Regions from separate parts of the Homo sapiens genome. Here regions 2 and 3 are each linked to region 1. Evidence: chromatin loops called from intact Hi-C (ENCODE). Cell type or tissue: PC-9. All regions are shown on one strand. Region 1 overlaps DOCK4 (dedicator of cytokinesis 4). Region 2 overlaps DOCK4 (dedicator of cytokinesis 4). Region 3 has its middle 15 kb from the start of LSMEM1.

Evidence for each region. Hi-C counts contacts between places; a loop is a spot of excess contacts. Peaks named below come from ENCODE experiments on the same cell type or tissue, not always from the same donor. Only the 100,000 strongest peaks of a DNase experiment are listed, where the experiment ranks them.
Region 2: a loop joins it to region 1, with 2.7 times the contacts of the local background. A loop is called at or near these places in 30 of 110 quality-filtered maps.
Region 3: a loop joins it to region 1, with 3 times the contacts of the local background. A loop is called at or near these places in 3 of 110 quality-filtered maps.

Annotation. Positions count from the first base shown.
Region 1 is chr7:112,076,834-112,084,833 of GRCh38, reverse strand. All of the region lies in intron 1 of DOCK4 (dedicator of cytokinesis 4), which reads left to right. Among named protein-coding and RNA genes, the nearest start is that of DOCK4, 130 kb to the left of the region's middle. RefSeq lists enhancers at 246-345, 4,270-4,319. In PC-9, no CTCF peak of the experiment used is centred here; a DNase peak (open chromatin) is centred at 4,273.
Region 2 is chr7:112,188,510-112,196,509 of GRCh38, reverse strand. All of the region lies in intron 1 of DOCK4 (dedicator of cytokinesis 4), which reads left to right. Among named protein-coding and RNA genes, the nearest start is that of DOCK4, 14 kb to the left of the region's middle. In PC-9, no CTCF peak of the experiment used is centred here; a DNase peak (open chromatin) is centred at 4,059; H3K27ac peaks cover 906 bases.
Region 3 is chr7:112,491,876-112,499,875 of GRCh38, reverse strand. No RefSeq gene overlaps it. Among named protein-coding and RNA genes, the nearest start is that of LSMEM1, 15 kb to the right of the region's middle. RefSeq lists a silencer at 2,951-3,164. In PC-9, a CTCF peak has its summit at 3,842 (motif pointing right); a DNase peak (open chromatin) is centred at 3,835.

The DNA.
Region 1 (8,000 bases):
AAAGCCGGTCACACGGGAAGTGCCTTGTAATGGTAGCATAACAATGGTAACAAGTCATGTCACTGTGATTTGGCATTAAATCTGGATATCTGTTACTTCACTCTGTACAAACATGAAGGGAGATTTTCTAAGAAAACAAGGATTTTCTTTCGTTTTCATTATGCATGTCTTGAAATTTCCTGCATTGCTCTATTTGTGGGAACTGAAACATTTTCTCAGCCCAAGCATCATGTGACTGTTTCTTATTGCTAGTCAGCAGCATGAAACCTCAGATGAAAGTATATTAACTGAGGGTCTGGTAGAACTGTTCAGCAAAGCTAAGCAGACTTTATTTAAAGAAAATGCTCATTCCCTTTTGCTGGACACACAACTTCTAAGATCCATGTATCATGCTGCTAAGTAGTGGCTTTGGGATGCTCTCTGTATAAATGAAATTTTCTAGTCAGCTGAAATTCAAACACTAAACATTCAAATATTTTAGTAGCTGCTGATATAAATTGTACTGAAATGTAATGGTTTTAAGCGGAAGCAATTTAAACATCTTTTCACTTTTTCTTTATGATTGCATCAGTCAGCTGTTGCTCCATAAAAATCAATTCCACAACTCAGTGGCTTAAACTAATTTTCATTCATTCTCACTCTCTGTGATAGAGATTGGCTGGGCATGTTCTGGGCCAGGCCTGACGGCATGACTCTACTTCATGCTGCAGGCCTGTCTGGGTTTAGGTCCTCACTGTGGATTAAGCTTAGGTCTGTTCCAGAAATGTTTATTTTGAGGGCCCAGTCTGAAGGAAGCAAACCAGCGAAGCTATTCCTATGGTCGTGGTAGGAGTACAAGAGTGTTAGCCCAACTGTGCAAGCGCACTTCAGCTGTCAACTGGAATCACATCTGATTCCATTCCGTTGGTCAAAGTAAGTCAATCACTAAGCCTAACAGCAGAGCAGGGAAGTATACTTATTCCATGAGGTGGTTAGGGAAAAGTGATTATTTGCCAAATACCAATCTAATTTACCGTACTAAACTAAGCCTTTGGTATGATCCTCTAACAAGGTTCCATACTATATGTAGTTATTATTCATATCTTTAATATCCCTGCCATCAGTTCTGACTTTTCATCTTGTTCATTCTGTGCCACGGAAAACCATGTCTTTTAAAAATTGTGTTCAGGTAAAGATAAATTCTACATGAAGATTTTAAGGCCTTCTGGGGAGTGAAGCTTTGTTTTCATAGCTATTTTGGATGTTTGGTGGCCTTTTATTTTATTTTATTTTATTTACCTTAATCATTTTGTTCCAAAAAGAATTAGAGATGTTGCCAGAAATTTGACTTCTGGGTATGAGGGGTTAAGCTCAACATGTAAAGATAAAAACTTCTAGGAAACAGAGGTTAATTCATTATGTTATAGTAACTGGGTCATACGTTATACTATTAATTCTATATTTTATATTCTAATCTTATATCTATAACCAACTCACAGAACAACTAGGGGAAAATTACCTAATCTCTAGGTACTTTTATGTAAAACCAATGGAGATGATAGATGTGAGAGCCTGAGGCAATTGTGATGGTATTCACATATCAAATAAAATTATTTTCAACTATGTTAAGATCATATTAATAAAAAATTCTACTGATTCCTAATTCATAATTAATCTGCCTAAACTACATTGAAATTTACTTTACCTTAGTGCAATTTATGGATAAAGGGATTATTTATAAAATTTATGTTGTGAACCCTCTGAAAAGAAGTACATTATTAAAATTAGAATATTTATTTGGGGCTACAATTAATGCTAATTATAATTAGTGCTAATTTCAAGTGTGCTTAATCTATTCAAAAAGTAGACCCAGTGGACTTTAAATTGACCATCTCCATAATACATTAAAAGTAATAAAGTGGTTTTTATTTAAATACATTCTAGAATAAATGATACTTTAATTTAAAATTTATTTCTAGCTAAGTCATATGGGTAGGATTTTACCAAGTTTAAAAAATTATATATTTTTCAGATACATGAATAGCACTACCAATCTCAGTTGTTTCTGATATAAAATGTCTCAGCAAGTACTGTGGTGATTAGTATTTCTCTCTCCTTTCTCTTTTTCTATATAGTAAACTATAAGCCTTAAATCGTTAAGTGTAATGTAATCTGAGGAGAGAGAGTGAGTTGACTACTATCCATAAATACCTCTACATCTCCTTTAGTCGAGGGTTTAATATTAACAATACATTCTCTGTAGGCTTTTCCGGTTTCTTACAGGAAGAGAAAAATAATTTTGTAGCGAACAACAATTACGAAATTTATTTGATTTGCTGGGAAATCCCAGCGTGCCTATGGGTTGCCAATCCTATTATCCCCCAGTAAAGGAGTAGGGAAGGTAGATTTTGTACCACAGCAACCACCCCCGCTATTTCTAGCCATTCTTCCTTTTTTTCTCTGGCTTTCCTGTGAAATTACCAACTTCCTACCTGGCTTGCTGCTAATTGTTCAGACCCACAAATGGGGGCATGGTGATGGCTGTTGTTTCCTCTACTGACATTACAATAATGTATGAGACTCTCAGGGTTAACTGTGTATTTGAGATTTCACTAAGCATGATTGCATTAACATAGATTTCCTCTCCAGTCATGACACAAATTTTTAAAAAGTTTTTCAGGTTCAATATTTCATTACTACTGTTCCCTCTGCATCTACCCTTCCTACCATTTACTATGTGTCTATTCCATGACAGGTGCGGAGCTAAGAACTCTACATGTATAATGTCATGTAATTCCCCACGCCTCTCCAGCGTAGGTACTCTGATGACATCCATTTGTCACATGAGTATTCTGAGGCTGGGAGAACCTTCAGTGACTTGCCCAATTTGTCACAGAGCTGGTAAGAGGCAGAGCAGGGCCCCAACCCAAGTCTGTCTCTGGACTCATGAGCACTAGGAGATCTTGCGCATTACTCTGTGATCTTCCTCTTTTGGTCTTCACATTTTATACTGTGATACCTTAGATAGTTTTCCCTCTTTTTATTCTTGAGCCCCAGATCCAATTTACCATCTTTCTTTTTGACCCCTTCAAGAGAACAGCTACAAATAAATTATTTAATTTAATCAGCATTTATTAAACATCAGCTGTGTGTGGAGTATTGACGGGCACTGGAACTACCAAGATTTGTTTATTTTTCTGTCTACAAAACATTTGAGATAACTGACAAAGTACGTAAAATAAGAAAGGGATAAAAATAAGTTGCAAGACCTTTAAGACATAGTGACTTTCCTCCTGGGATCTTTCTAGAAGAATCCCACTTGAGAGTGGTTCTTCATGTTCTTGTTTTGTCTCCTTGACCTGCTCTGTGGGACATAATGAGTGTTCATCTGCACTTTTCGTGTCAGGCTTCCCTCAAGGACTCTGTCCTCACCCTGAGTCTGGGATGAAAGCCACCCTGATTTGTGACTGTAATAACCAGCTTCTCCTAAAAAGTTGGTGGTGTTAGGGATATCTTCACATGGATTGTCTTGTTTCCATGTGAAATAGTGTCTTAGAGCCCTGAGAAGTAGCTGTCATGTGGAAACGGAGTCATGCTTGCCTGCATTCTGTGTGTCTCCTCCAAACCTCACTACTTCCTTGAATTGCCCACAGGATTCGCATTCCTGTCTGACTGCGGGTTCCTTCTTCCTGTTTCGATTCTTTTTTCATGGGCTTTTTGCACCACTACCCGCCTTCCTGTCTCAGTATTTTTGTTGCTGGCTCATCCTTCTTGTCTTCTCAGATGTCAGCCTCCTATCCGTGGCCTGTGGGCTACTTGGCGGACCCTCTAGAAATGTACCTCGACAGTTGTTCATGTCTTTTAACAATTTCTTTTATATTGTTGAGCAGATGGAACAATTATTTAAGTCTATTTTCATTCCTCATACCCCACAAATCTACACAAGTGTTTAGTGACATAAGTGTAAATATTATTGAAACATCAAAATATCTTGCTGTCTGCATCCAGTTGCTAGTTCACAGCATTCAGGTGACAGTGGCTGTATTTGTAGAGCCTGAGGAAAATGACATAAGATGTTTTCTTTGACAGTGGTTGTCTTACGTATTTGGATATACCCATTGTGTAAATATGCGTTGAACGAAGGAGCTGTGTCATCCACATCTAACAGAGGTGAAAACAAAAGTCTACCATAAGGTCTGTCTGCCTTTAGCCAAATGGGAAGTGATGTTTCTGCACATTGTCACAAGTGCGTAGCCAACCATAACCTCTTCTTGAGCAACTTAAGCTGGCACAGGAAATCTGAGACATGACTAAATGACGTGTCAGGAAAGAAGAATTTCTGAAATGTTGTTTAAACAAAAACTGGCAGATATGTAACATTTCTCTATCAATGCAAGAAATCATCCTACATGAAAAAGGAAGCTCAAAATTTTGTTTATGTAAAAACTTTTTTAAATTACTTGAGTTTTGTTAACATTTATCCTTTTACATAGGGTTGCTAAAGTTAGCGAATAAATTATAGGATACCCAGTTAAAATTTAATTTCAGGTAAACAACAAATAGATTTTTAGTATAAGTAGGTCCCATGAAATGTTTATGACATATATATACTAAAAACTCATTCATTATTTAATCTAAAATTTATATTTAGCTTGGCATCCTATATTTTGTCTGGCAACCCTCCTTTTAAGAAAATCTAATAATCCATATTTACCTGATAGGTAAATTAGAATACTGATTCTTTTTTGAATGAAAATAATGTATTTTTTTAAATTTTTCTAACTTTAGTTCCTCTAATAGAAATTAATTTAGATAACTAAGGAACCATAGGAATTTAAAAGCTGACCTATCAGAAATAACTTCAGCTATATTACATTAAAAATGAAGAGATGGAATCTGAAATAGGAAAGTAAGATTTATACCCATTATTCAGCCAAAATCTGTTTTTCTTTAACTTCTACCCATTGTTCCTAAGTCTGCCCTCTGGGGGCTGTAGAAAATAATGAAGATGATGTTATTAATGATAACCAGTGCTTGCTGTAACCAGTTATGTGCATTATTTTATTGGATTTAATTTGTTTACTCTTTATAACAGCATGTGAGGGAGGTGCTTTTCTGATTTCCATTCTACAAAATAAGAAACTAAAGCACAGAGTAGTTGATTAGCTTAACCATAACCACATCTCTTTGTCAACTCTTAAAGTACCAGAGCTTTCATAGTTTTAAAGTTCCCAATTCCTTCTACCATTTCTTTTAGTACAGGGTCTCTAGACCCTTTCCTGTCCTCATTCAACTCTCAGCTTGTTGTGGCTTGTCAGTGCCCTGAAATATGTTATGGCCAAAATTTAAAAGTATACTTCATAGATCATATAATTTACAAGTAGAGTACAGCAGGATTTTTAATGGCCTTGGTACTAAAGTTATATTGCCAATAGTGACCCATGGATTAGCTGAGTTTTGTTTCGTTCTAGTTTTTGAATGGGGAATGTACTTTTACATAATACAGTTGGCTCAGGTTGACCTTTTAGTCAGGTGAAACTTCCAGGTTCTTATCTGTACTAAATGCAGGTAAGCAAAGTCTCCCTCAATTTCCACATGCACAGTTTGCTTTTTTAAACAGATGTGCAGGAATTCACTTGTATTTGTATAACTTTTAGAAATTGTCTCATTTTACCTTATTCTTCCTGCCTGCTATCATTCTTACATATTTATTTTTGTTTGTTTGTGTGAGACAGAGTCTCGCTCTGTTGCCCAGGCTGAAGTGCAGTGGCACAATCTCAGCTCACTGCAATCTTTGCCCCCTAGGTTAAAACGATTCTCTTGCCTCAGTTTCCCGAGTAGCTGGGATTACAGGCGCATGCCACCATACCCGGCTAATTTTTTGTATTTTTAGTAGAGACGGAGTTTTGCCATGTTACCCAGACTGGTCTCGAACTCCTGGCCTCATGTGATCCACCTGCCTCGACCTCCCAAATTGCTAGGATTACAGGTGTGAGCCACCGCACCCGGCCGTATTTTATATTTCTTTATAATATATCAAAAAGGCAGTACTGGTCTATGTTTGGAGCAGAGACCCAGACTCTGCAGGAGATACGTGTATAAGTGAGTGAGCTCCCTCCTGTTTCTCATCTCCAGACGTTCCTATGCCTCTGCTTTCTTCCCAGTTGGCTTGAGTAGATGTCCAAGGGATTGACATCAGCATGTCTATATTGTTTGACCATTTCAGCTTTGGGGAAGAAGGTTGGAGCTGTGTTACAACATTTCTCTCCCTTAAACTCGACAAACTCTTAAATCACCTTCCTTTGATATTCCACAGTGATCCTGCCTAGTTAAATATTTTTTTTCCTAAATCGTCTCTCTATGTGCCATGCCTGTAGCTGTAGCTTTGGTAAAGTTTGTTTCCAAAATAATAAGACTTATAATACCTTGTTCTTGGTAATCAAGAGAGTTAATAATAGGAAAAAGTATTTACCTGGGGGAATTGTAAACCATTTGTATTTCATATAAAAAATGACAGCTCTAGTTGTCTTGGACGTAGCTGGGAGCAGAATGTATTGAGAGAAATGGGGTAGAGTGTAGTGAGACAAAAGAGGCTTCTTTGTGTTTGTTTTCAAGGAAAGCTCAGATTTAGATGTAAACTAATTAAGCATCTTCTAACATTTAAAAAAACATGAGAGATAAAATCTTATTCATGCACCTGATAGTTCTAAAATTTTATGAGAAATTTGATGAATTTATGTATATTGAATTGATTCATGTATCAGTATACCATTTAGTAGAGAACAATTTTCTGTATTTTCATCATTATCAATAATTAGTGTAATTAATATCTATGCCAATACATTTAATAAATATAATAGAATTTTACTCACTTAGGCTTGTATTTCTAATAAATACAAAACACAAAGTGATCAACACTTATTATTCTCTTTCTGGGACCGCTTTGATGTGTCTTAGCTACCTTTTATACATTAAATTTATTATATTTTTAGCAAACCTATTAACTGATAAGTTTACTGATTATAATTTTTATTAGAATGAATAACATTTTATAAAAATTTGAGAGCATTATTCAGAAAATTACAAGTGCTGTATTATCCAGTGCTTTCTAGCATCAACATTCAGCCTAGAATATTGCCATGATACTGTATTTAAATAACTGGCATGTTAAAAAACACACACACGCACATATTAATAAATCATAGGTGCTCTGTGAAGGTAATCTATTACACACTATGGTTTAAAACATGATTTTATAATGCATGATACCACAACTCACTTTGGAATGCGTATGAATGATGTATTAGTGACTTTTTCTAAATACGTATTCCATCACTCTTAAGCACACTGTAGAAATGATGCGTAATTTTGTTTTATAAATAATATATCTTTAAAAGACGTTAGTTTCTATAAATATTTAAAATATTTTTGTAGTATAAAAAGTATAAAATGAAAAATGTTCTAAATTGGGTTTCATTTTATATGATGTCTTTCCCATAGTAGTTAATGTAAATACTATTCTATTTTTGTCTTTAATGTTCAGAAGGAGCCCAGCTATGTTGTGTTTTTTGCTAGTATGATGTTGGGCTAACTTTTATAGCATTTTTCCTTTTTGGATAACTTAATTTACCACGTAATTGTCCATGCTGGGGTGGAGCAAAGATTTATCCAAAAGGTTACTTTTATTAGAAAAGTGTACTGCTTTAGGGTTTTGAATTTCTGACTACTGGCTGACAGTAACCTTATTTGCTGAGTATCAGTTGTCGTTCAGTTACTCTTTCCCTGTCTCATTGGCTTTTCTCTCCCTGTTTCCCATTTTGACTTTATACTGAATAAAATCAAACGTCTAAGTACTCTACTTACTATATACACCTTGCCATTTATATGTAACAAGTCTCTTGCAGGAAAGTGTTCAAATGATGCGATCTTTGTTTTATGCTATTGGAAAATATACTTGTCAACCTTAAGAAATAGTATATTCAGTCAACGCTTCATTAAATGTAGTATTCTTTCCTGAAAAA
Region 2 (8,000 bases), 110 kb before region 1:
CAGGACAGGAAGGTGGGTAGGTGGGTGGAAAGGGGTCTATAGAAGATGCCACTTCACCATTGAGAAGTGTACTGTGGTCTTCATAAGGACAGTGATTTTGTAGTTGCTTTGAAAGTATTGCAATAACAAAGCTTACTGGATAGTGTAGTTTTTCTGGCAGGGTATTGGTGACAGAGAAGGAGGTAGGGGGATAAGAGATGATTTCATCTGAATTGCCCTAAAACCGTGGTACATGGTATATAATAACTTACAACTGGGAACCTGGCTTGGAGCTGTACACATCAACTAGCCTTGAACGCAGATCTGAAAGTGGAATTGAACCCATACCTTTATTTTTAGCTCAGTCCTTCGCGTTGTAGAGAGGTTCGAGATCCAGGTTGCCTTAATCAGTGATCACATTTGCATCTCTATGGAAGCGGGAAGGCAACTAAATCTGGACAGGCATCTGTCACTTAGCAATGAACGAAAACATGGCTGTTTCTCAAGAAAACGGGAGAGTGAGGAAGAGGGGAGAGCATGACATTTACATGGGAGGCTTTTGGAAACTACTAACACATGTGTATTTGTTCTCCTCCCCCATTTGTGCCCCCTCGTGGGAGGGTGGTTGGTGAGAACCCTTCTGGATATGAAATTTGTAAGTTTTCCTGGTTGAATTTGCTAACAACTTATCTCCCAAGTTGTGAAACATTTTCCTAAACCAAGAAATTTGCTGTTTATTAGACTATCAATTGGACATTAACCAAAAATTTCTCCCTGAAGTCTTTAAGCAGAAACGTGGAGATTTGGTTCTATGTCTTATTTTTTTTTTTCTCCAAAATGGAATAATCTCATCCGTTGTTGGCAACCAGAAGTAGGCAGGTTTGGGAACGTGGGGATGCATGTACATAAGGCAACCGAAAATAGCCCCAACCGAGATCCTGGATGAAACATTATTCACTTTGTGGGGAGAGGAGAGAACCTGTTCTCCATTCTCCTCTGGTAGCCAAAGTTGGTTGAGGAGCTTGTAAAGCTGCCTTGATAACAGGCTCAGGGGTTAGCCAGGGTCTCAAAGAAATACGAAAACCCAAAACATCAACAGGCAGTTCTATAAAGAATGAAGAGAGAAGAAACCTCTGAGGTTTTCTCCAGTAGTCTGGATGAAAAACATTAAGATCTGAGGATTCCTAAAAAATTGCACACATAGTAAAGGTTTGCCCCTTCTCCAGTTTGTTTGCTAGTTTGTTTATTTTTTGAGATGGAGTCTCATTCTGTTGCCCAGGCTGGAGTGCAGTGGCACAATTTTGGCTCACTACAACCTCTGCTTCCCAGGTTCAGGTGATTCTCCTGTCTCAGCCTCCCGAGTAGCTGGGATTATAGGTGCCCACCACTGTGCCCAGCAAAGTTTTGTATTTTTAGTAGAGATGGGGTTTCACCATGTTGACCAGGCTGGTCTCGAACTCCTGACCTCAGGTGATCTGCCCACCTTGGCCTCCCAAAGGGATGGAATTACATGCGTGAGCCACTGCGCCCAGCCTCCAGTTTGTTTTTTTAGGAGAACTATATTTGTATTAATTGTATGTAAAATCTCCATTAATACTCTCATCCATAGTTATAGAAATTGATTCAGAAGACTAAATATTTATGTTCTTTGCCCCAGGTTAGGCAATATCATGTATACACTATGTAGAAATTATTGTAATGAGTTTTAAAATGGGAAAATACTTATCAGAGGTGAAGAATTGGCATACACATTACCTGTAATGTTCTTACAACCAATTATTATAATTGAGGAGATGGCTTATTTTTAATTTCATACTTTCTAGTAATTTCTTAAATTAGCATACATTTCTTTTATAATCAGAAAATCATTATGTAAGTTCTTCTATAAGCCAAACATTATTTCCTTTGTGAGGTTTCCTTTCAGGATTAGAGGTTGGACTGGTAGAAGTTGAGTCTGGACAGCCTGAATTTAGTTTGTCATTTATGTGCAGAAAGTACTGTGTTTCAAAATTTTAAAGTAGCTTTCCTTGTTATATGAGTTTGACTGCCTGTGATGTCACTGCTGTGTTCATTTTCCAGTATCCACAGTGAAGATGTGTTTTCATATAGCTGTGGGGTCTAAGCCTTTGAAAGGGAGCTCTAATTGCTCTTTTAATTTGTTGAAACAGCTTCAGATGAATTCACCTAAGGTAAAAATTCTGCTCTCTCCATGAAATGTTTGCTTAGAAGACTGATGTTGGTGTCACTGCTCACTTTTCCTTTGTTCTATAAACTCTGTCCTGTTGGACTATGGACCCAGGGATAATTTGTGCAGGACAGACCTTTCAACATAGAGAGTCAACAATTTGAAGAGGTTTTATTTAGCAATTACAGAATAATAGGAATAATTGCTTATTTATGGGTGCTATAAACTGAATGTTTGTATTCCTTCAAAATTCATATGTTGAAGCCCTAACTCCCAATATGGATATATATGGAGTAAGGAGGTTACTAAGATTAAATGAGGTCATAAGGGTGGGGCCCTGATCTGACAGGATTTGTGTCTTTATAAGAAGAGATCCTGGAGAGCTCACATGCTCTCTTCATAGGTAGCATGAGAAAGGGCCATGTGAGGGTGCAGCAAGAAGGTGGCAGTCTGCAAGCCAGGAAGAGAGTCCTCACCAGGAACTAGTCCTGCCAAACCTTGATTTGGGACTTCCATGCTTTAGAACACCGAGCCTGTGGTACTTTATATGGCAGCCCAAGCAGAAGGGTTAAAGACATTTTAGGGATTGTAGGAAGAGGGATATAAAAAAAGTAGAAGCAGGATCCTCAACCTCAGTGTAATCAATGTAGTTAGTGTTGGCTCTCTCTGTGATTTGAGATCTGACTCTGCAGGCCCACCTCTGGAGGCACAGACTTAATTGAGCTAGAATTTTTTTTTTTTTTTTTTAAGGCATGGTCTGGCTCTGTCGCTCAGGCTGGAATGCAGTGGTGTGATCATGGCTCACTGCAGCCTTGATCTCTCAGGCTGAAGTGATCCTCCTGCCTCAGCCTTCTCAGTAGTTGGGACTATAGGCATGCACCACCACACCTGGCTATTTTTATTTTCATTTTTTGTAGAAACAGGGTCTCACTATTTTGCTCAGGCTGGTCTTGAACTCCTGGGCTCAAGTGATCCTCCTGCCTTAGCCTCTCAAAGTGCTAGGATTACAAGTATAAACGACTGCACCCATTTGAGTTAGATTTTTTGATGGTAGATATCGACTAGTAACTCCAGGTATCTGTTTATTTGAATAATGGCATTTTTGCAAAGTTGCTCACATTGTCTTGAGTTGTCACATCACTTTGGGTGCCTTCAAAGCAACCAAAAGAGGTAGAGTCTTCAGATGCTTCATTTCTTTTTGCTACAGTTTTTTATAAAAACCTAGGGTGACAGGTTTAATCATATAGGTTAGCATTTTTAAAAAGTAGATGGAAGTTTTATTATATGAAACTTTGGTTGGGGCATTGGGTTAGGAGTACTTTGTTTTTGAAAGTCCTGGCTGTTGAATATCAGGTCCCTGAAGAGAATGAAGCAATATTTGGAGGAATTTCTTTTCTTTTTCTACTATCCTTAAGTATGTGTTTCCTGAGAGTAGCTAGTACCTTCCTCTAAAGATTTACTTGTTGCATTTTTTTTTCTTAGTGACAAGCATAAGGGCATATTTTACGACATGTTGGTAGAAAAACTTCTGTTGGATGATTATTTATGGTATATGCCTATGATGTATAAGGCAATATGCTAGCTTGATAAGCATCCAAAGAGATATAGAACTGGATGACTGGACAAGTGAAGGAGCTAGAAATGTTTCATAGTTTTATCTCATTTACTTTGAACAACATTTCTTCAAGATAGATGTTACCCTGATTTTGTTTTTAAATACACAGTAAGGGAGTACATAAAGTATCACAGATAAATCAGTGTGAAAGTTAAGACAGATATTTCCCCTTCAAGCTTTAAAATGAAGATAAGGACTTGGGATGGTGATGATATTATTCACTTGTGCACCTGAAGAAACAGCCCTGAGGAGGAAAGAGTGTCTCATATCCTGGAAGACTCAGAACTTCTACAAAAGAATAGAAGTTTCATATTGAGATACTTCCCATAGGAGTGAGTCACCGGCTGCTAAGATCGCCCAAGATAAACAGCTGAGTGGAATCACATTTTAAATATCTGGAAAACCTTCTTCCTCTTCCTTTTGGGTAATTTCCACCTCCTCCCCCTCCCCTCCCCCTTGTCCCCTCTTATTCCTGTCACCTGACCGATGTTAAGTATCTTGGAAAATGGTTTATCTTTTTTTGTGTGTGATTCCTTCTAAGACTGGGCAGAGGAAGAAAGATGGATTTAGGATCGATTCTTCTCCTTCAAGAGATTTTGGGAAGGATAAATAGAAACTATAGTATATAATTATATATAAATGCACACTATATATATACACACACACAAGCACAAACACTGTATATATACTATATTTAAATTATACTATGTTTAAGTTATATACTATATAATATATAATATTTAAGTATACTTATATATAATTATAATATATATTATATAAGTATATATAGTATGTAATGTTATATAGTATATAATTTAAACATATCCATATTTAAATTACAGAAAAATAAGAGTGGGCAGGCAGAGGAAAACCCAGCTTTAGGATGAATGCTTACCAAGGGCTGGGCCTGTGTGATTGGCCCTGTGCACATACTCCAGCCTTACAGCAGACCTAGAGAGGGCCAGTAATTTGTTGCAGGGGACCCACCTGTGAAGGGCTGAGATTCAGGCACTCATCTGTCCCAGCCTGAAGCATGTGGTCCCTTCATGGTATCACACCTTTGTACATACGACTTAGGGCCAGAATCTGGAGGCACAGCCCCAGGCTTTGGGGTTCTATGGGCAGTGCTGAAGAAATTGCTCACTATACTTTATTTTTTAAATAAGATACTAGTGTTAATACCAGTATTATGTGAAATAAGTCCCCACGTTGTCTTTTTACTCTAGCATTGGTCTGTGGTAGTGATGGTCAGTCAGTATGCTGACTGCTGGTGGGTGGGGGTGTGGGGCACAGTGGTGACAGAGGAGCCACTAGGTGCCTCAGGAGATGGGGATGGGTACTAGAGGGGTGGGGAGAAATAGGGAAATGGGAGCCAAGGACCAAACAGTGCTGAGTGACGTGAAGGGAATAAATGTGTGCGTCTTTGAGTGAGGATGGACCAGAAGCAGGGAGGAACCCTGGAGTGAAAATAAAATTCATGGCTGGCGTGATGGCTCACACTTGTCCCAGCTACTTGGGAGGCGGAGGCAGGAGGGTTGCTTGAGCCCTGGAGTTTGAGGCTGCAGTGAGCTGTGATCCCACCTGTGACTAGCTACTGCACTCTAGCCTGGGCAACATAATGAGGCCCTGCCTCAAACAAATAAACTAAACAAAACAAGAAACCTGCAGTAACAGGGATGCCTAGAAGGTAGGGGGCTAGAAAAAAGGGAGGATTCCCATTCATTGGAGGAGCAAGAGAAACCCTGAGCTCTGAGGCTTGTGGTTCTGATACTGGAAGCCCTTGCTCTGCTGGGACCTGGGGCTTCACATTCTGCTTCATCTATGCTCAGAGAAGCCCTGTCCTACCTGTCCAAGGAGTTGGTATGCTCCTTGGTGTGCTTAATAGGTACCTCTTTGGTCTGAATTACTGCTGTAGTCTTCTAATCTTTCTCCTTTTCTGCATTCTCCTTTCTCTAGTACATGCTTTGGACTTAAGCCACAAGTGACCTTTTTCATAAAGCAAATTTGTTGATGTAGTTCACTTGTAAAAAACAAAATCTTTAATTTTTTTTTTTTGTTTTTGCAGTCAGGATAGAGTTCAAAGTCATTTTATGGTACACAAGTTCCCTCCTAAATCGGCCCCTGTCTGCAATCTCATCCCGTGCTGGGCAATTCTTTCTCTCATACGCTGTCCTCCATCCTATGGAACCACTGGCTCCTCAGAGATGCCAGGCTACTTGAGGACTGTTGCCTCTGCAACTGCTGAAATGCTTCCTGGGCTGACCATCCACCTCCTGCTTCTTTACCTGGAAAACCTAACTGCAATGTCTGTTCTTTGAGAGTGTCTGTCTCTTTCTACTCCTCCTGGTAGAGTACTGCTCTACCTCTGTTCCTGCTCTGTGCCCTGCAGCTGCCTCTCTCAGGGCCTTTGCTGCTGCTGTTTTGAAACTGTCCGACTTTGCTACAGTGTAGGGAAGCCCTTGAGGCCAGAGATGCTGTGTGGTTCAGCTTTGATTTCTCTAGAGGGTAACACAGAGCTAACCTGTAGTAAGTTCAGTAAGTGTTGAATCAATGAATGAATGGGTTCCTTGGATGAGGGAGAAAGCCCAAAGCTCAGCGTGTTGTAGTTATTTGTTACATTTATATACAAGGTTGTCCAGGATGTATAATCCAGGCTTTGTTGAGTGGATGAGGGTATCCTGACTGGGGCCTGGCAACCCCCCGACATCCACAGAGGAAAACAAGTGTTTGTGAGAGAAGTGATAGAATTTGTCAAAAGTATATGAAATTAGTTACATAAAATCTGAAACATACATTGTGGTTCTGTTTGTCCTGTGACTATGTAAAATTGCCATTGAAAAAACCCAGAAAGCCGGGTGTGGTGACTCATGCCCGTAATCCCAGCACTTTGAGAGGCTGAAGCGGGTGGATTGCTTGCGCCCAGGAGTTTGAGACCAGTCTGGGCAATATAGAGACCCTATCTCAAAAAAAAAAAAAAAAAAAAACAAAACCCAGACAGAGAATAAAAACAAGAAGGCTAGGCTGCTATGTCATGAAGAAACCTACCACCAACCGCTGAATTTCAGTGAAGATAGGACTGTATTATTTTTATTGTATCCTCTGCTCTTAGTATAACATTTGCTACATAATAAATTGTAACATATAGTGAAAATGTACATGTTATTTGAGTCAGTGTGTGTAGGTATAAATTTTTAATAGGGTATTTACACCTGAAGTCTTTACAACACCATGTGACTGCTAGACTCCGTTTAAATGCCAGAAGATACTCAGATACATCTGCTTGTCATATCCTCTGGCCACCATGTAATGGTCAGTTGTAGAAAATCTTCGGTCAGTACTGGATCTTAGGCATTTTTACTGCTTCCTGCAAGTTTGGGGTGCTTTTCCAACCTTTTAGTGATTGCATTTTGTAACAAAAATTTCCCACCACAGTTTTTTTTTTTTCCAGAATAAGAGTATCTTGAGATAGCAAGGCAAGCTGTTATCAAAAGACAGAAACAAAACTCCTACCAAATATGCAATTAGCCATTGGTGAGAAACAGCATTTTCACTCCACAGCATAACCAACACAAAATATAGAAATATATGGCATGCTGAAGAAATAGACTACAATTGTTATTTATAGCTTCCCATTCCAAATTTTTGTTTTCATTAGAATAGGCTTATTCACTAGAACATTGTGTTGGCAGTGATCTGTCACACACTTGTATGGTATGCTCTGCATATGGTGGCTGGATTTTGGGATGTCTCAGCTGGGAAGAAGGATACCCTCTTTCTCATTTGCAGTGGTGTGACATGGGCTACCAGGAACCCTCGTCATTGTTCTTACTGACTTGATACTGAGAAAATATAAATTCAGAAAGATAAAATAAGTTTAGTAGGATAAAATGCTGCTTTTATATGATGAGGGTGTATATGAGCATTTATTTGAACAACAACAACACCCTTTACTGTGAAAACCAAGGTTTGAAAACCACTGACTTAAAATGAGGCTGGAGTATTGCATGTAAATTCTGTTACAACAAGGTTTGAAGTTACTACCTAGATTTTCCTAATGAGCTGACATGCTTCTACTTTAAGTGGTGGTAGGGAAATCTTCTGGGTTGGGGGGTATGAATTGTCATGGAATTATTGCGTGTTCCAGACACGTATGCCATGCAGCACAGTTTGCACCACTGATGTAATAAAGCTCTTCATATCTGAAAAACATTTGTTTGATAT
Region 3 (8,000 bases), 420 kb before region 1:
AAAATAATTGGAAGTAAAACTACACCTAGGAAGCTGATACAAAATGGATGTAGGAAAAGCTTGAAAAAGGAAATGCCAAGTATACTGGGTCAGAAGCCAACCATGAGAAAAGAGTGGGTCTAATTTAGAGCATAACAGTTGCTGGGGGGTTAGCGAACCATCCAGTTATAAGCTGGGTCTCCTAAGATCAAGGCAGCCTAAGCTCTGCCTTCACATCCATGGCTCCTAGATCACCACACTCCATTTTAAACACTTTATTTGCTGAGGAAAAAATGAAAATTGGAAGGCATCCAGAGAAAACTAAAATGACCGTAGAAGGACAGTTTAAAAAAAATGTAAATGAATTAAAGATGGAAAATCTGTTTAAAGGACAACAAATGCAAAGAAGAAAGAATGTAGGAATGAAAGAATGTAGTGCACATTCAAATTTCTAACAAAAAGGATGAGAGCAGGCAGACAAAAAAACTAAACCCGGAGTGGTGGCACAGCCCAGTGGCGCAATGGCTCACACCTGTAATCCCAGCACTTTAGGACGCTGAGGCGGGAGGATCACTTGAGCCCCGGAGTTTGAGACCAGCCTGGGCAACAAAGCAAGACCCCATTCCTACAAAAAAACTTTTAAAAAATTATTCAGGAATGGTGTCACACACCTGTAGTCTCAGCTACTTGGGAGGTTGAGGCAGAAGGATTACTTGAGCCCAGGAGGTCAAGGTTTCAGTGAGCTATGATAGCACCATTTCACTCCAGCCTGGGTGACAGGTCAAGACCCCGTCTCAAAAAAAAACAACAACAAAAAAAGAATTAAACCTGGAGAAACCATAATGCAAAGACGTTCAGGGTCTTGGGCAAAACAAACCAAAAGACCAAGACGGTGTAAATCACAGGGAACATAGCAGAGCTTTATGAAGAAGAGAGGACTTACTGGCTGGGTATTTCTTTTTCTAAACTTCGTAAGTCAGGAATTGAGCTGAACACTGCAGAAAATGTCAGGAACACACAGACTTTCTTGTCTGTCAAATCTCTAAACTAGAGCAGTTTCTTCGGTTGTCAGCCTGTGCAGTTGCAGAGGACACTGTGCTTGGTTTAATATTCTGCTATTGCCATCTTGAAATTATTAAGAATTTATAAACACGGGGCCTGCACTGCATTTTCATTTTGCACTGGGCTCCACAAATCACATAGCTGATCCTGCACTAAATTCAGACTGTAAAGAATTCCACCACAGGCCAGGCGCAGTGGCTCATGCCTGTAATCCCAGCACTTTGGGAGGCCAAGACAGGCAGATCACTTGACGTTAGGAGTTCAAGACCAGCCTGGCCAACATGGTGAAACCCTGTCTCTACTAAAAATACAAAAAAATTAGCCAGGCGTGGTGGCAGGTGCCTATAATCCCAGCTACTGGGGAGGCTGAGGCAGGAGAATAGCTTAAACCCAGTAGACAGAGGTTCCAGTGAGCCGAGATCGCACCACTGCGATCTCCATCTCAAAAAAAAAAAAAAAAAAAAAAAAAAGAATTGCACCACTACCAGCAAAATGTCTCTTTTGTCCTACATCTGAAAACAAAACAAAACAAACAAAAACCAGACAAATTTGAGTAGAGAGTAAAGCAAGAACAAGGACAATCTATTCACCTCCTTTTCCTGCAAGACCCCCTTTCTGTCTCACCTGCTGACTGAGCTCCCCCTCATCATCCTTCCCCAGGACAGCAGCTGCAAAGTCAAGGAGAGTGGACCTTGACTGGACGAGCTGCATCATCAGAGTCCACTAAGCAATGGATTCCTCCACAAAGGTCACTATAAGTTAAGAAAAGCTTTCCCTGGTCAACTGACATCTCTAATCTTTCCAGGTTAAATCATTCTTCTTCATGAAGAATCCACAATCCACCTTTGAGGAGTAAACAGATGCATTTGCAAATAAGAGAAAGCCTAGGAAAATTAGAGGTTTCTTATCCCCAAGCAATTTTAATAAGGAGGAAACTGTAGGAAATACATATGTATATAAATACATTCCTAAAAGCTACTGTTTCTTTACTCATTTATTCAAAAAGCCTTCTGTCTGCCAGACACTGCTAGGCACTAAGGTTTCAAGGATGAAAAAGAGAGACATGGTCTCTACCCTCGTGGTGGTTACAGCCCAGTGGAATGCTGACTGTGAACCAGGAGTTATGCTAAGTGTTTCACAAACACGTGATCTCCTTTCAACCACTATAGGGTCAATGTTATCACCCTCATTTTCAGAGAGGAAGGAACTGAGAAAGAGGTTAAGTTTCCTTCCCAGGCCACACAGCTTTTAAGAATCAGAACTGAGATTCTAATCCAGTTCACCTGACTCCAAAGTCCATCTGGTGCCTGAAAATATTAGGGTAGGACTCCTTGAGGAAGCAAAACCAAAAACATTTTAGAGGGTCTGTTTGAGAAGACTGGATACATGCAGGAGGGATGTTGAAATGAAGGGATTAGAAAGAATATCCCAAAGAGAAGGGACTCTCTGAACAAAGACATCGTGGAAATAGCATGCTATAAAGAACCTACAAAGCAGGATTTGGGAACTATTAAAGATTTTTTACTAGGGAGGGTATAGATTTACATTTTTAAGAAGGTTATTCTAATGGCCTTGTGGAATGAGGACTCGAAAGAGACAAACCCAGAGTCTACGAGACCGGTGGGAAGTCTGTTGTGATCATGTGGACAAAACACAATTATGGGCTTAAGTAGAGCACAGACAGTAGGGATAGGGAGGAAGGGATGGATTTGAGAAATGTTTTAGCAGTTGGAAAGGGACAAATTGACTAGATAGAACATGGTCCCGGGTTAGGAATAGGAGACTGAATTAAGGACAGAGGTTAGTTCTTAAAACAAGCAGTTTACCTCGATGTGAGTCTTGAGGAAAAGCTAAAAGTTAGGGTGAGGTTGTAGGCAGTTCTGTAGAGACATCCAGAGAAACTCTCTGGATGGCTCTGTTATTCTCTCTAAAGGTAGGGTGACCAACTGTCCCAGTTTGCATGGGGCTGAGGGCTTTCCTGGGATAGCAGTTAGCTTATTGTCTGCTCAAGGAGATATCTGCCCTCCCCTGAACCATTCCAGCTCTTATTTTCTGGGCCATAAATTTGGGCACTTAACCATGTCTTCTTTCTTATTTTGCCATTGTGTGGTAACCTTGCTTCCCCACTTAGAGATAAGGTCCATGAGGGATGCACGTCTACATGATGAAAGCGTCTGGAGCTTAATAAATTCCTAGTGCTTCACGAGAAGATTCTTCCCAGAAGAGGCCTGAAGATAAGGTTACCTTGTGCAGACCTTCCTAAAAGTGGGATTGGAGAGCTCCCTTCTGAGGAAAATTCCTCAAATCCAAAAGAACCATCAGCCCCTCTCTAGAGCCAGCAGAAGGTCTTGTCTGGACCTCAGACTCTGCTTTCCCCCTTCTTTCTGCAAATAAAAAGATTAGCCACTCTCATAAATCCAGTGCTTACCAAGTGCTAGGCATCATTTTGTTCGATCATCACAGCAACTCTGTGAGATAAGTGTTATTCCCATTTTATCGAGGAGCTGACCAAGGCCCAGGAAAGGTAAATAACTTAGCCAAGCTCACACAACTTGTGAGCAGCAGAGCCAGATTCAAAGACAGGTCCTTCAATTCCAAAGTCCACAGTTTTCACCACTGTCTACACAGCCCTCTTAGCCTACTCATGGCCATTTCCTCCAGTTGCAGCTCCCAGTTGTTCTAGGTCTGATGCCACCATTTGCTCTCCCTCCAGTATCCCACACATACTCTATCCTCTCACTTTCCTTCTTTCTTTCAAATGGACCTCCTTCGCTTGAAGTACCCAACTGCCACCAGGTGTCCCTCCTCTCCTATTAGTGAACACCACTTTGCTGTAATTGCAAATCAGAGGCAATGCAGACAGCCTGGAAACTCTTCCAAGCTTAATTCAATTAAACAAATTCACGTTATTGAGCAATGTACTAACACGCTGGGGATGCCCAGACCAGAATCAAACAAAGGGAACAACACAAATACACGATTACAAGGCAAAATCTAAGAGGTTCAAATGAAGTTCTAGGCTCAAAAGAAGAGTGAATTGCATCAAGTTGGTGGGAAAACATTTATAAAATATTCCTTTGTGATTTTTACCAAGTAATATGGAAAGAACCTGGGTTTTCTAGCATCTCTACTGAAAGTTTTCTTTAAAAGGTCCCAGACTGAATGTCAAAGGCTGCCTCATGTCTTTCGTCAGTGTTTTTCTGAGTCTATAAAAAACTGTTTTTGAGCCTCTACATAAGTTTACAGTAATTCAGAAGCTGACCCTGACTTATGAATATTAAAGAAGTTTGCTAGGTTTGAGAAGGGGACACAGAGTAGAGTTCTAATTTAGTCTGATTCTGGCGATATTGAAAATCACTTTAGGGAATGACAAATTAGACATTTTTAGCATTGGAGAAGCCTTAATTGAATTATTAACTGGTTTTCAATTGTTTGGTCTGCTCCATTTGTTCATTAAACAATAAATGCTCTGTGGCAGCAGCACTGCACATTCAGAAGGAATGTTCCTAATGAAATAAGCCTGTTACAACTCATTACTTTGGGAATTCATGCATGAAAAATGAATCAAGTTTCAAAATTTAAAAGGGAATAGATGAGGCCAAGAAATGAAGAAGAATTAGGATCATGACTCTCTAAATTCAGGACTGCATTTCTCACAGATCATTTGTTCTTTAGCCACTTGGGAAGACATGAAATATCTCATGCCTGCCTCCATCTAAGAAGACTTCAAACACTGCCTGCCGCCTTGCAGGTGGGCTCTATATTTCATGCCATGGCTGCTGTCTCTGTTCTTATCCACCTTCACATCCTGCTCCCCACATTGCTGGCCAAAAAGCAAATGTCTACAGAAGAATTCCCAGCCATGTTAATGTTAATACTAATCTTGAAGGGGGAAAAAAAAGAGAAAATGAAGAAATGAAACAGAAGTAAATGCTTCCTTGAATTTCTTTCTGACCGATTATGTGACTTCTTTTGATTTCCCTTAAGTGGTGAGGGAAATTCAAGGGTAACACAAGTTTTGTCCAAATTGACTCATTTGCAAAGACAGAAAACTCAGCTAAATTTAAGACAAATTTTATTCTTTGCCGTTTTAGGAGTTGCACTATACTACATAACAGCCTATCTCTGCTCACTTTAACACTTGGTTTTGCTCCTCAGCTCCTGAGGAATAAATCAATCACTTGTCTCAGTTCATGGTGCATGACTGTCATTGGTTCCAATTGATTATTGAATATTTTAATATTGGTTGATTACATTTTTAATCCCACTAAATCTGAAGAGTAGAGTTGTTTCTAAGTCACTTATACGGCTAGATCAAATAAGGGACATCTGACCATCCCCAGAAGGGAATGTCAATCTTCTCCTATCACAGGGTCTAGAAAACGTCTTCAGAAGAAGACTCAAGACAGGAAGTTCCCACTCAAAATGATGGGACTTGGTGGATCCTGATGTAATTGATGTGGGTGGGATCAGGCAGGGGTGAGTCTAATGTGAGTCTAATGAGTCTAATTAGACTCATTAGGGGTGAGTCTAGGTGAGTCTAATGCCTAAGGGTCTCTCCCTTAGGCAGAGACCCGAGCAGCACTACTTTTCTCAACCAGATCTTCTCAGGCTCTCTTGGGGCAGTACGTAGAGCAAGCCCCTTGCCTGGGATCTCCTCGGGTCCCTCACCCTTCGGAGTTCCCAGGTGCTTGCTCAAACCTGCTATCAAAATAGCCCTCAACAGCCCCATAAACTGGAGCCTAAGCTCCGTGCAGTTGAGGAGGTCAAGACAAGTGGGACCGGAGGTACAGGAATGGGATGGAAATAAAGAGAAAATAAAAATGAGTGAAGGAGGAAGTGACAGGGATATGTTCTTCTGAACATATTTGGGGGTTCTTTGACAAGAGATTACTAGTGTTGCCTAAACATTCAAAATAATATCTACAGAATGGCCACCCTCTTTAATATACAATTTAAGTTCATTTAATTTTTTAGTGACCTGTAAACAACACAGAGACTGAAGGGCTTTGTGTCAACTCCCTTATTCTTACCAGCAGCAACACCCTCCCATGATACAGAAGAAAATGCTGAAAGTCAGGGGAATTAAGGAACATGATCAAGGCCACACTGTTACTCGTGCATAGAACCAGAATCAGAACCCAAGTTTATTCTGAATCCGTTATCTGTCCAGCCACCCAAACCGAGCACCAGAATCATCACAGCAGCACTTCATAACAGGAATTCCTAGTCCCACCCCATGCCTGCTAAGTCAGAATAGCCAAGGCCACAGTCCAAGAATCAGGGTCTTTCCAGCCTCTCAAGTGATACTCGGATGGGCACACTGAGGAACTGCTATTTCTGATTCATGATTACAGATCACTACTGGTTGCCTGTACATGGCTTATTTGCATGACCAGATCAGAAGCCTCTTTGAAGGGACCATGATTTCCCTGCCTCTGACACCCTTTGTAGTGTCCAGCACAGCATGGCACCACTGCTGGGCACAGTGTATATGCCTAGTACCCATTTATCAAATGGAATTTTCTTCTGTGTTGTTTTTTCATGTGCTTTTTAAAAAATCATTTTCATCCTCATAAAAAGTAGAATTACATTTCTGTAATGTTTTCCCTATGTAAAAAAAAAAAATTACTGATAAGTCATCTTCACCAAATAAGTGGCTGCACGGATTCCAGTAAGAACATTTTTATGTTTCCTTAAAAGAAAATACACTGCCTGACCACAGTTCTAAGGCTCTCTCTTCTTTTCACAGCTTCTTGGGGCCAAACTCATTCACAGAGGGGATAGATTACCAGTCTTTTCTGATGATCGATCTCTTTTGCTTATCCTTCTCTCCTGAATATAAATAGGGTCATTATGTTAAGCTGGAATAAAATTATTTTTATGCCCTGACTCAAGGAGAACTTGTTTCCATTAATTTTTTTTCTAAGCAATAAAAATTTGTTACAACATGATGGTTTGCACAATATACTCCAAGATACCTCAGTTAGTCCAAATGACATGCGCACCAAGATTCTCCCCTTTTCCCCAGGCTATTGTTACCCAGAACAAAACAGTTGTTTTGTGTTATTTTCATATCTCCTTGTTGCTTTGTTCTTGCTTTGGGGATTGGTGCCCATTGACAGAGTCCTGGCCAGATGACCCTGGTCTATTCCTGAGTGATAAGTTCCCTGTACCCCTTAGGTTGCAGCTCAGTGGCCTTACTAGAAGCCAGGGCCTCCTAGTTCCAGGTAGCTCCAAGATCCAACAGCCTCCAGGTGTCACAGCAGTGCACGGTATGCAGAGCTGGGCCAGGCCCACCTATAGGTGGTTACCAACACAGAACAATTTTGTGGGGCTATAAGAAAATTCTTCCAGGGTCCTCATGGCAGAATACAAAGTACATGACATTGCACCTGGAGTCAGAAGATATGTGTGATCCTCCCATAATGGCTGGCAACATCAGGAAGGGTGTGGAGATAAAGTCTGTTACTAGAACAATCATCTCTCTCTCAGCCTCTTGTGAACACAGCCAAAGTCCAAAGAATGGTGCAAAACTCTCTTTTATTTTCCTATCAGGACATGTCTTGGTTCGGCTGTCCCTTCTATTCCTTTTGCTTCTCCTGGGCCTTACCTTAGTGTCCCACTCCCTCCTCCCAGTGCACCCTGTGGGTCAAGCCCTTAGCCCAGGGCAGACAGACAGGTTCCTGGCTCCATCGCAGGTAGGTAAATGTGGATCCTTATGTTCTTCAGACTAGATCATTTGGAAAACAACAAACCCTCCTGCTTATACTGATCGCCTGTTATACCGTAACTTAACGAGTTATTTTGCTAAAAGACTCTCACCCCATCATCCTTGCTCAGAAGAGATCAGGGTGGCTATCATCTTAAACCATGCCACAAAAAATGTTTTGTCCTTAGTCTCACCAATAGAGGTTTAAATGTAGCCGGTTATTTCCACTATGCCACACCTACTACTT